Linked DNA regions of Homo sapiens: region 2 is linked to region 1. A link is a loop called in an ENCODE intact Hi-C map of the cell type or tissue named here. Cell type or tissue: B cell. All regions are shown on one strand. Links, peaks and the distances in the headings refer to the core of each region. The heading gives the core; the rest is flanking DNA. Region 1 overlaps ZBTB20 (zinc finger and BTB domain containing 20). Region 2 overlaps ZBTB20 (zinc finger and BTB domain containing 20).

Region 1 (5,388 bases), core at 161-5,160:
ATCTTGGCTCAATCTTCTCCCTTCATTTATTTCCTCAATATTACCTTTTGTAACTCTTAAATATGCTGTCCCTCAAAGAACTATCTTAAGGCCATAGTTTTTTCTTCTTATACTCATGCATCTGAAGGGCTGATGCACTCATCCATCTTTTCTCATAATCTACCTCTTTTAGTTAGGGTTAACTAAGTTAGTTAACTTAGATAACACTTTCTCTTCAGAATATCTCTACTTAGATGGCTGCTAGCCCCTCAAAACCCAAATAATAAAAAGCATTCTCTCTTTCCTTTTAAATCATTCTGCTATACAAATTCTGTGTAACCACAGTCTAATATATCCAATGCCTCAATCTTCTGCTAAACGTTCACATTTTAATATATTGCTTCTCATATAGAGCCACTTATCAAATTTAGAAATTTTCTTATGATGATGTTAACTCAAATATACCTTTTTAAACTAATATTCTTGGCCAGCTCCTAATCACATTGTACCTAGGATATGAAAATTGCCTCCTCAGCCGGGTGCGGTGGCTCACGCCTGTAATCCCAGCACTTTGGGAGGCCGAGGTGGGCGGATCATGAGGTCAGGAGATTGAGACCATCCTGGCTAACACGGTGAAACCCCATCTCTATTAAAAATACAAAAACAAAATTAGCTGGGCGTGGTGGCGGGCGCCTGTAGTCCCAGCTACTTGGGAGGCTGAGGCAGGAGAATGGCGTGAACCTGGAGGCGGAGCTTGTAGTGAGCCGAGATCGCGCCACTGCACTCCTGCCTGGGTGACAGAGCAAGACTCCATCTCAAAAAAAAAAAAAAAAAAAAAAAAAAAAAAAAAATTGCCTCCTCACTCCAAACATATTCTCAATGGTTTGACTGTCACAGTTCCCTCTTTAGTCCTCCAGTGGCTTTCTACCCTACTTCAGATCAATTGTGAATTATAGACTCCCAGCACTGAAAGCCCCCTCCCTGTAGGTCTGCTTGTCTAACCTGTCAGCATCCGGTGCCACTAAGGCCCACCTTAATCCACACAGCAAGTCGCTTTTGTCTTCTGGCTTCCTTCCGCTGAGAATACACCCTCTCCATCTCTGAACTTTTTCCACATAAGCCTGCATCTACGGAATAATCCCTCATGCACTGAAGAACATCTTTCCTTCATTCAGATGATAACTTAAACCTCACTTATGCCAGAGAGATTTCCAAGATGATTACCAGCCAACTGTTAACCCTCTAAAACAAGGTAAGAACCACTCCACCCACCTTTCCACACATTTCAGAAAAAAATTATATTTTTAATTGTGTATTGTAGTTGTTTATAAATTATTTTGATGGCAGCAAAATATGGTATTTAATACAGTTTATTTATTGCCTTGCAACTTTTAAGTCTTGATTTCAAATTGGTATAAAAAACAAAAATGAAAAAAGTCCCATTTTGTTACTTTAATATATATAAAGCCATTTAAGTCTCATGCTTTTTGAGATCTGTCAACCGCTATGCACATGATAGGTATCACTAAACACACACTTGTTGAATTGAATTGAGGAGGAACCATCTTAAACAGTTTACTCACAGAGGAGGAAGGAATCAGAAGACTATGAACATAAATATTCCATAGCAGCATCTGAGTGTAACAAGAAATAATACCAAAATGAGAGTTTCCCAAATTTCTCTCACCCTCTTGATTGTTTAATATTATATTCATAAAACTATATTTTTAAAAACAGCTTTGATTTTAAAACGTTAAATTTACACACCAAGAAGTAGACACTAGCAAAGTCTCATAGTCTGATTTATTTCTCTGTAATATATCTGTCTTGAGAACATCAGCAGGAATACACCAAAGAAATATGTCCCTCACGGGATCAACTATATAAAAAGACAGAACACATCATCAGCACAAAAATCATTATCCATCTAATTTCTCCCATTCTAGATGGCTCCAGTGAGCCCCTCGATCATTACTGACTAGGGTTAAGATAGAGCTTAATGGATTAATTAAGCCAAAGCAGGACTGCAATGCAGACCGAAGAGGAGAAGGTCCTGACACAGATGAGACAACAACTCTGTTCCTCTTTTATTCAAATGTGCAAGACTTGCCCACCCCCAAGTACTACACATTTATACTGTAAATAGTCTCCAAAAATAAGATTTGGTGTCTGCTGTCTGGGTCTTCCCCTCAGCACTCACCAACATCTAATACTTGGGTGTTAATCAAAATGTATCGTGTAATAAGAAATTAAATGTTAAGACTTTCTTTTTCTTCAGAAACGTGGAGAATGATTGTTAACAGAGGTAAAGCAGTAGAGGCAGAGCACTCGTTTTGGCAATCAAGGAGCACCAACTAAGGGAGAGGTTATTGTTTGAATGTCAATGTGACTCTGAGAGAGGGCCAGGGACACAGAATATTCACAAAGAGCTGAAAGGAAGAAGTGCCCACAGCCATAAAGTCACGGGGACTGGGGGGCATGCCCAAAGGCATCTGTCGTAATAGAAACCTTGAGATTTGTTCATTTAAAGGGGATTTTGAAATTCAAATGTAAAAAGAGAACAAGATAATCCAAAGGGCACAATTTGGGGCCTTTTTCTTCTTGTAAAAAGAAGAGAAAATAGAGAGAATCCCCCATACCCCCCAACAAAGTACTGTACCATAGTGGCAGTTTACTCTCACTTTTACGAACCAAATCAACATATTAATGACTTAAAAACCACGTTCACAATGGGGACAATCAGACTCTATCAGACACAACATTAAATACGCAGGTATTAAAAGAAAAAAATGCAAACTACCAAGAAATACCTCACTCCGGAAATGGTAAGGCTGACGAAAGCAGACTATGTCATTAATACCAAGCACACCAGAAAGGCATCTATGGAGCTAGACTGGGAGGGACAGGCCTCATTTGCACCAAAGAGGAAGTGCCCTGAAGGGGCCCAGAAGTGGGGAACTGGGTAGATTTTAGTCTTTTTCTTTTTTTGGTAGGTGGGGGGAATGACAGAAACCTGGCAGGCTCCTGTGGAGGTCTGGCTGCCCCCACCATGTTGAGTCCCAGTGTCTAAGTAAGTAAAGAAATGAAAAGACACCTATCTCAATGGTTGTCCTGAAACAGTTTTAAAAGCAAGTACAAGTCCCCAGCCCCTAGTAGAATACAAATAATTTCATTTGTGATTCTTGCATCAAGGAAAAAACTTGTGCTAAGTTCAAACAATAGGATACCTCTCAAAAAGATATGACTTCTCACTAGAGAGAAAGAATCAAATTCTGGAGTGGGAAGTGTTTTTTACCTTAGTGATCTTTTAGTCATTTTGTAAATGAGGAAACTGAGGACTTGCCAATGGTCACAGAAGTTAATTCTGTAGTTGGCAATTCTAGCAGTAATGAATTTACAGATAGATTTGGGGCTATGAGGAATCCAGTGGAATTGGGTCCTTCAAGGCCTTTTATTTAAACAATTATACATATATATACAAAAAAAGATACAGGGGGAGAGATCTATAGATATAGATAAGTCTGTATAAAATATATTGCTGGGTAGTAAAAAGAGGACCGGTGTTGTAGCATTTTCACTACCATGGTCAAGAAGCCACGGACTAGATTCATTTGTTCAGTGAACAAACAGTTACTGAACTCTGTGTGCAAGTATTATAAAAGTAAAAAAGTACGATTAGACATAGTTTGTGCTGTTTCAAAAAGAGTTAACAGTATAGTTGTTTTATATCTACAATACAACCTCTTAAATAATCAAGTAGTCAAACTAATTCCTATTGGATTAATACAAATCATAATCATTAATTTTGAATCTTGAGAGAAGGCATAAACTCTGCATTATATTTTAGTTAGACACTGGAAATAATCTGGAATGTTTCTGGTACCCCACATCTAAAGATTGGATTTCAGCTATTCGGTGCATTTGGATGTTTTTTTCCCTTTAGAATCCATCCTAAATTCAATGCCCTAACTCGGTAGCTCAGAAACAGAGCTCTCTAGGCATTGCTGCTCTCCTTCTGCCCAGTCTCTGAGAGGGTATTGAGGTTGAGGATGGGGATGAAACTAAGAATAAGGCAGAGAACGTTGCTAAGTCATGCTTCTTTCAGATCTAACACATTTGTAGTCAGACCTCTGGCCCTCCGTATCCATGGGTTCTATATCCGCAAATGGAAAATATTTGGAAAAAAAAAACCTCCAATAAAAAATAATGATACCACAATGAAAAATAACACAAACAAAGAAACAGTGCAGTATAACAGCTATTTACATAGACCTTACATTGCATTAGGTATTATAAGTAATTTAGAGATGATTTAAAGTACACGGAAGGATGTGCATGGGTTATATGCAAATACTATCCCATTTTATATTAGGGACTTGAGCATTTGTTGATTTCGGTATCTGTGTGGTGGGCTGGGGTGGGATGGGGTGTCCTGGAACCAGTGCCCTGCTGATTGGATATCAAGGGATGACTGTACTTAATCTCCAAGTCATTTCCCTTACAGTTATATTTTAGTATATGGCAAAGCACAATGATTTCCTTTGAGATGAACAAAAATTGAGTAGCTAAAACCTAATGAATACAATTAGTTTAAGTAATCTGGTTATGGAGAAAAATCACTAGTAGTAAAGAAGTGATCATATTACCCAAGCATTTCTCTTAAAAAGAAGAAAGGAGAAAGATAACATGTGAGTGCCTACTACATTTCAGTACTATGCTAGGTTCTTTACACAAATTAGCTCATTTAATTCTCATAAACATCTCCCAGAGCAGAGATTGTTTCCATTTCTTCTGGTAAAGAAACTGAGGCACAGCAAGATTGTGTTTTGAGCAGACATACAAAGCTAGAAAGTAATTTATGGCACTCATATTTGGATCCAAGTTTGTCCATCTACAAAGCCTATAAGCCTGCTAAGGGAGAAACCCAAAAATGAAACAACAATGAATGCCACTGGCAGTCTTTTTATTGGATATCTACTATATGATGCTAAGTTATGTGCCCAATTAATTCGAATATAAACACACATTTTCTGCCACCTTGATGTTTAAATATATGAGCATGAGCAAACTAACATTTGGATCCACCATAGAATATTGATGTAGAAAATTCAAATCACTCATGTATTTTTTTAATTTTAGAAGACAATTTACCTGATGTTGCAAAGTTATCATGCAAAAATTAATGCTAAAAACATAAAAAATACCCTATAAACTCTTTCAGTGCCAGGGAACATCATGCACTGCTCCTACAAAAACCTGGCACAGTGAATTCCCTGTTAACTGCCAGTAGATAGGGTTTTATCCTTAAAAATATTTAAAGGTGAGCACATAGTCTGCTTCATTTTTACTCCAGGGTTGGCATTCTCACTGCCTCTACTTACCTTGTTTTCTGTAAAGTGTGGAAAGGAA
Region 2 (5,388 bases), core at 99-5,098, 84 kb after region 1:
TATATACCTATAAATGCACACATCATACGTGCACACACACATATTCTTCTTCTCAAAAGTCATAAACATTTGGTGACTCTCTGTATACTCCATGAAGTGCTGTTACTACTAAAGTCAGAGTAATTTAGGCAGAAACATAAGAAACCCCAAATGGTTTGCACTGAAATTTTATTAACATATTTGTCAGTGTTTTCCTCATGGATAATCTCCATTGGTTCCTGGCTCCTTGTCAGCATATGCTCCAGGAGCCTCTCACAATATCTTTCTGCCCTAGAAATCCTGGCCTGTGAGATTTCCTTGTAAATATCTGAATTCTTGTATTCACCTATTAATGATCCAGGGATCGAGGATGTTTTCTATCTGCTCCTTAACCTCCCACTTCAAGGATTAGATTGTAAACAACCTAGTGGGAACCCTTCAGGCCAAACCACAGCTGAACGAATCTCAGCAGGCAGGGAACCCGCAGCAGTCTGTGAAATACCGTGAAACACAATTACGAAAATATAAAGTATTCACCCATACTTTGGGGAAGAAATTATGTTGTTTCCAAGATGAGACCTCAAAAATAAGGCTAGTATCCTAATTGAGAAAGACATGATTTTAAAAAGTGTCAGCAGAGGTAAATTTTTAAAAGTACCAGATTTGCCAGGTCCTTCTCAAACCATAGATTCATTTTCAGTATATGACAGTGGCCTGAGCCGACACTTCAAGGGAAGTCCATTCATCTCTGACCAATGAAGCCCAAAGTACTCACTGCATGAAAGGGTTCCTTTCTTGTTTCCAAAGGCAATCAATTTTTGTCCTAGAGTCTGAAGGTTCATGGGCTTTCTTTTAATTTTGTCAGTCTGCACATGCATGGTTCCTCCTGCATGATTTGGTCTGGAGGAAGTGACCCACCCACAACGCCACAGAGCTAATTAACCCCACACTGAGCTTTTTTTTTTTTCTCATTTCACACATCCACTCAATGCTTTAAATGACCCAGCAGCAGCATGATCATATGATTTCTTCCCCCTCAGTGAGGAAAGCATGGTGATGGGAGGAGCAGGGATATATCTGCCCTAATCAAAACAGCAGTGTGATCCTAAAATATTATCTAATTGCATTGCATCCGAGGGTGCAAAATACTAAGAAATCCCTGAACGAATCTCTTTCATGTCATTCATTTAACTTCTTGCAGTGTCCATTTGAAGTAGCAAATAATACATAAGAAACACTGAGGTAGAGAAGTTTGATCTATACTCAGAATGTTTAAAAAACATCCGATCTTACAGGGGGTAAAAGACCGAGAGCTCCTTCCCTATCCCGAATAGCTTCAAGAGAAGGGCCTTTTTTCCATTTGAAGGAACAGACTCATGTTTTTCCAGATTTATTTTTTCCAAAGGGAATGCCTTGAAAACTCTAAGATGATCACTGTTTTCTAACTTTTCAAAAAAGAAAAAAAAAAGTGAACATGATGGTGGTGGGTGATTTAATGGAATCAGCTTGTCAACATGATGAAACTGAAAAAAGCTTTTATAGACTCTGTCCACATGCTAAAAAAAAAAAAAAAAGGCAACCTTTAAAGTTATGTGTATAGTATAGAGTGGTTTTTGTCATGGCAAAGAAAAGAAATATAATTATCTTATGCAGTAAATGTAAGGCTCTGCTAAGAATCTCATTGGATAAATCATAGAAATACATCCTGGCCAGATAAATGGAGCCAGACAAGTTCTAGGTCTTGTAAGAAGCTTTCAAAAGAATCATCATATTGTAAGTCTGTCATCTCTGTAAGTGACAAGAAAAATTCTAGGCTATTTCCCTCGGTTCTACTAGTAACATGGCTTCAGAGTTTTAAAGATTTAGACTTAAATGGACAAGAAAATGACTTCTGAATATCCCATCTTAGGCAAACTATCGGATTTCTCTCATTCTTACAAGTAAGTGTAGCAAATTGGTTCACCTTGGAAGGACTTGGTTAGAGATCATATATGTCTTATGTGAACTTTTAACCTCTCTTTCCTTTGCAAAGTGATTTATGCATACACTATTAAATACACAGGAATTCTATAATTCTTAGTTCAGTGAACAGTTAGTACAAGGGAAAATCTATCTAATATTTTAAATTTTTGTTTAGTGTCTTAAATCCTACACTTTAGAACTGGAGACCTTATAGATAAGTTCTATAAGGTCTTCAGTGTGCTGAAAAACACATTTGCTACTGCTCCCTAAGCTTCTCTTAGGTAAGGCTGCCAACTGGGGTAAATTGATGGATAAAACTAGCTCAATAGGCAAAAAACAAAGGTCCAGTGAAGCACAGTTTATTTTTATTTATACTGGTCAGAAATATCACAGTTAACAAATAGCCTAAATCAAGCTCTTATATCTAGGGCTCCAGCCTTTGGCTGAAGTGTCTCATCTGGTAATTCTGAAAAAAATAGGGTTGTTGTGATTTCAAAGACTCTCCTGCCCAGTAGACTTTTTCAGGCTCACTGATGCTTAGGATTCTAAAGCCTTTACTATGGTCTGTTAGACCAATACAGTATGTCCCTTACTATTTCTCTGACTTCATCTCCTAACATTTTCATGCAAAATTGGTCCAACAGACAATAAAATAGACAGGGATAGGAATATGAATGGGGACTAAAAGGAACTAATTAATAAAAATTAGTTGCTTTATGTCCTTGTTAAATATCAACTCTTTCATGACAGCCTAATAAAGTTTCTGAACTTATCTTGAGAGTTGGTTAAGATAGGGGAGAATATACAAAGTATTTCCAACACCATGCATTCATTCATTAATTCAACAAATAGTTTTCCCGAGTCTATTATTGATTACTCTGCCAACTGGATTCTACTTCTGCCCTCAAGGACCTTCCACTCTAATGTATGTTTTGGAGAGTTTCTGTCTCTATTATCACTGACAGGTTATTAGCCCACTTTAGACAAGTTATAAATATAACCACCTGCCATGATGATTCCTCTTCTTGTTCTTTATTTGTTTTTATTCATTTGCCCTGTAACATCCATTAACCTTTCATGAATGACCTGATCCTTTGTGAGCTATACTATCAACACAGCTAATTTTTATATAAATGAGAAACCCCTTCTCCACTCCCAACTAACTTTTCTTTCTCAAACAGCCATGAAAATATAAAAGTCTACCCAGAATTATTTAAGTTTTTGAAATGAGTCCTTACAATCTGATCTGAAGCACCATTTTTTTCCTTTCTTTTTTGAAAGAGGGAATGGAGCCTCAGCCCCTAAGATACATATCTCAAGTTACAGGCAAATTACACACAAGTTACTGGTCTCCCAGACGTAGTACTCACTACTCTCTGGGGTAGAACAATTTCTGCATTGAACAGAGGACCATAATCTAGCTCAAGTAATCTCAATCTCAGAGAACAGTTAACCAAGTGCATATTTCTGGTCCCTATATTCTCTTATAAGGAGTTACCCTCTCCACTATATTTTGGTATTTTCTGAACCTGGCTACCTTAGGTAAATGACAGTGGACATGGTAAAAAGAACACTAACTCTTCCTCAATTTGTTAAACTTGTTTTTCCTCCTCATATGCTTTATAAACAAAAATGGGAGAATTTAATGTATGTATAGAGCAGCAAATGTTCTCTCTGTTGCTTTCAGACATTTTTATCTTATATAAACAGTGGTGATGAAATTATAAATACCATTATTCCACCTCTATGTTAATACTCTTATTATCTTGCATCAACAGACGTGAACAAATACGTACATGACACCAATCAATCCCTTTTCTAAAAATGCAGTTTTTGTATTTCTAAACAGTGGAGGAAGAATTTTATGAATTCAACATGTAGTTTACCTATTTATATTTTGAATTTTAATAAAGTAAAACCAAATTATCGCTTATGTTCTTTCACACTTACATCAGCCATTAACACTCTCCATGCTGGCATGGGGTAGGGGGTGTGTAGAACTAATGGCAATGGGTCCAAGTCCCCTGGGTCAGGTGGTTAGGGGCTTGGCAGGCTGGAGAGGATGTTTAGATGCTGGGGCAGGATATTTCAACCTGCTTGACAGGTAAGAGATATTTTCTGGCAGTAAGAGGAATATTTTTTATGGAACAAATTGCTAGGGAGAGGTCATTTTGGGGCACTAGGTGAGAGAAATATCAAAACCAAACCTAAAAGCAGTCTAAGGGAACTCGGGAAAAGAAAATCACTACTTTTTCAATCTCCTCACTGGTTTCCCTTATTCCATAGTGTGCCTTCTCCTTCCATCTTCTAGCACTTCATACTCTTTTCTCCTCCATTTCTTCAGGTTTTCTTTCTCCTACCTCTTTATTATAACAAAAAAAAGCATTTAGGAAGAATTCTAGGAGACAGGGAGACAAAAAAAAAAAAGAATTTAGAGAAGACATAATAACATACTGCATAAATATGTATGTATGTATGTATGTGTTTATGTATGTGTATATGTATGTATATATAACAGATATTCGATTTACCAAGAAGGATAAACTGGGACTTTTGAGATTTAAAAAATTCATGGTATGTCTGGTCATATTAATCTCCAAACCAGCTTGTTTTTAGCATTGCTAGAGCTATAACAGAATCAGGAGTAGAAAACAAAAGGAAAAAAATAAAATTTAACAAAGGATTTATATTTGCAAAGGAAAGAGGACTTATTTAGAGTTGTTTATTGAAATTCCCCCAAAGCTATTTTTTGAACTTATATATTGACAACATCAAGAGAAGGAGCTTAGGAATTCTCATAGGGTTTAGGAACTACTAAACCTTGTATATTATGTTCATCTCAGTCCACTCAAGCAAGTAAAGGATAACTAGAGGATGGTATCTCACAGTGCATAACATGGTTGGTTACTTTGCTAGGCTGACATATGGAGACAGGGCCCATAGGAGCAGAGCTTTTCTTACGAATACCAGAGAGAGACACCCAGGTTCATCTAAATGTATAGGGCATGAGGGATTAGTGGTACAGTGTTATCTGCAAAGTACCTAAAAGTGTTTTCTAAACAAGCACTAACTTCTTAGCCCAGTCTTCTTGGGGATTAAACAAAATCCAATAGTAAGTAATGGGGAATACTTTATTTGGTCACTGGGTTGGGGAGGGTTGCTGAGACATATGACAACATTCAATCCATTAAGATAGGAGGAAATGAGGAGAAAGAGAAAACAAAGAAAGGGAGAGCGAGGGCCAGAAAAGAAGAGTGTCACCTCTGTAGACTCTCTAACAGAATAAATCGATAATCTTAAGAAAAGTAAAAGAGCATGCCTAGAGGGAAACCTCAGCACACTTTTGGAATCCAAGGCAAAAAATAAAACAATTTGCTTCTTGTCAAGTTTATTGCCATTGACCCATGGGAGGTTCCTATTTATTCTGCTCTTACATGCACAGGTATT

What was found. Hi-C counts contacts between places; a loop is a spot of excess contacts. Peaks named below come from ENCODE experiments on the same cell type or tissue, not always from the same donor. Only the 100,000 strongest peaks of a DNase experiment are listed, where the experiment ranks them.
Region 2: a loop joins it to region 1, with 2.3 times the contacts of the local background. A loop is called at or near these places in 3 of 110 quality-filtered maps.

What each region holds. Positions count from the first base shown.
Region 1 is chr3:114,425,542-114,430,929 of GRCh38, forward strand. All of the region lies in intron 7 of ZBTB20 (zinc finger and BTB domain containing 20), which reads right to left. Among named protein-coding and RNA genes, the nearest start is that of ZBTB20-AS5, 25 kb to the right of the region's middle. RefSeq lists an enhancer at 3,038-3,087. In B cell, for the core only: no CTCF peak of the experiment used is centred there; a DNase peak (open chromatin) is centred at 2,790; H3K27ac peaks cover 2,077 bases.
Region 2 is chr3:114,509,564-114,514,951 of GRCh38, forward strand. All of the region lies in intron 6 of ZBTB20 (zinc finger and BTB domain containing 20), which reads right to left. All of the region lies in intron 1 of ZBTB20-AS5 (ZBTB20 antisense RNA 5), which reads left to right. Among named protein-coding and RNA genes, the nearest start is that of ZBTB20-AS5, 59 kb to the left of the region's middle. In B cell, for the core only: no CTCF peak of the experiment used is centred there; no DNase peak of the experiment used is centred there.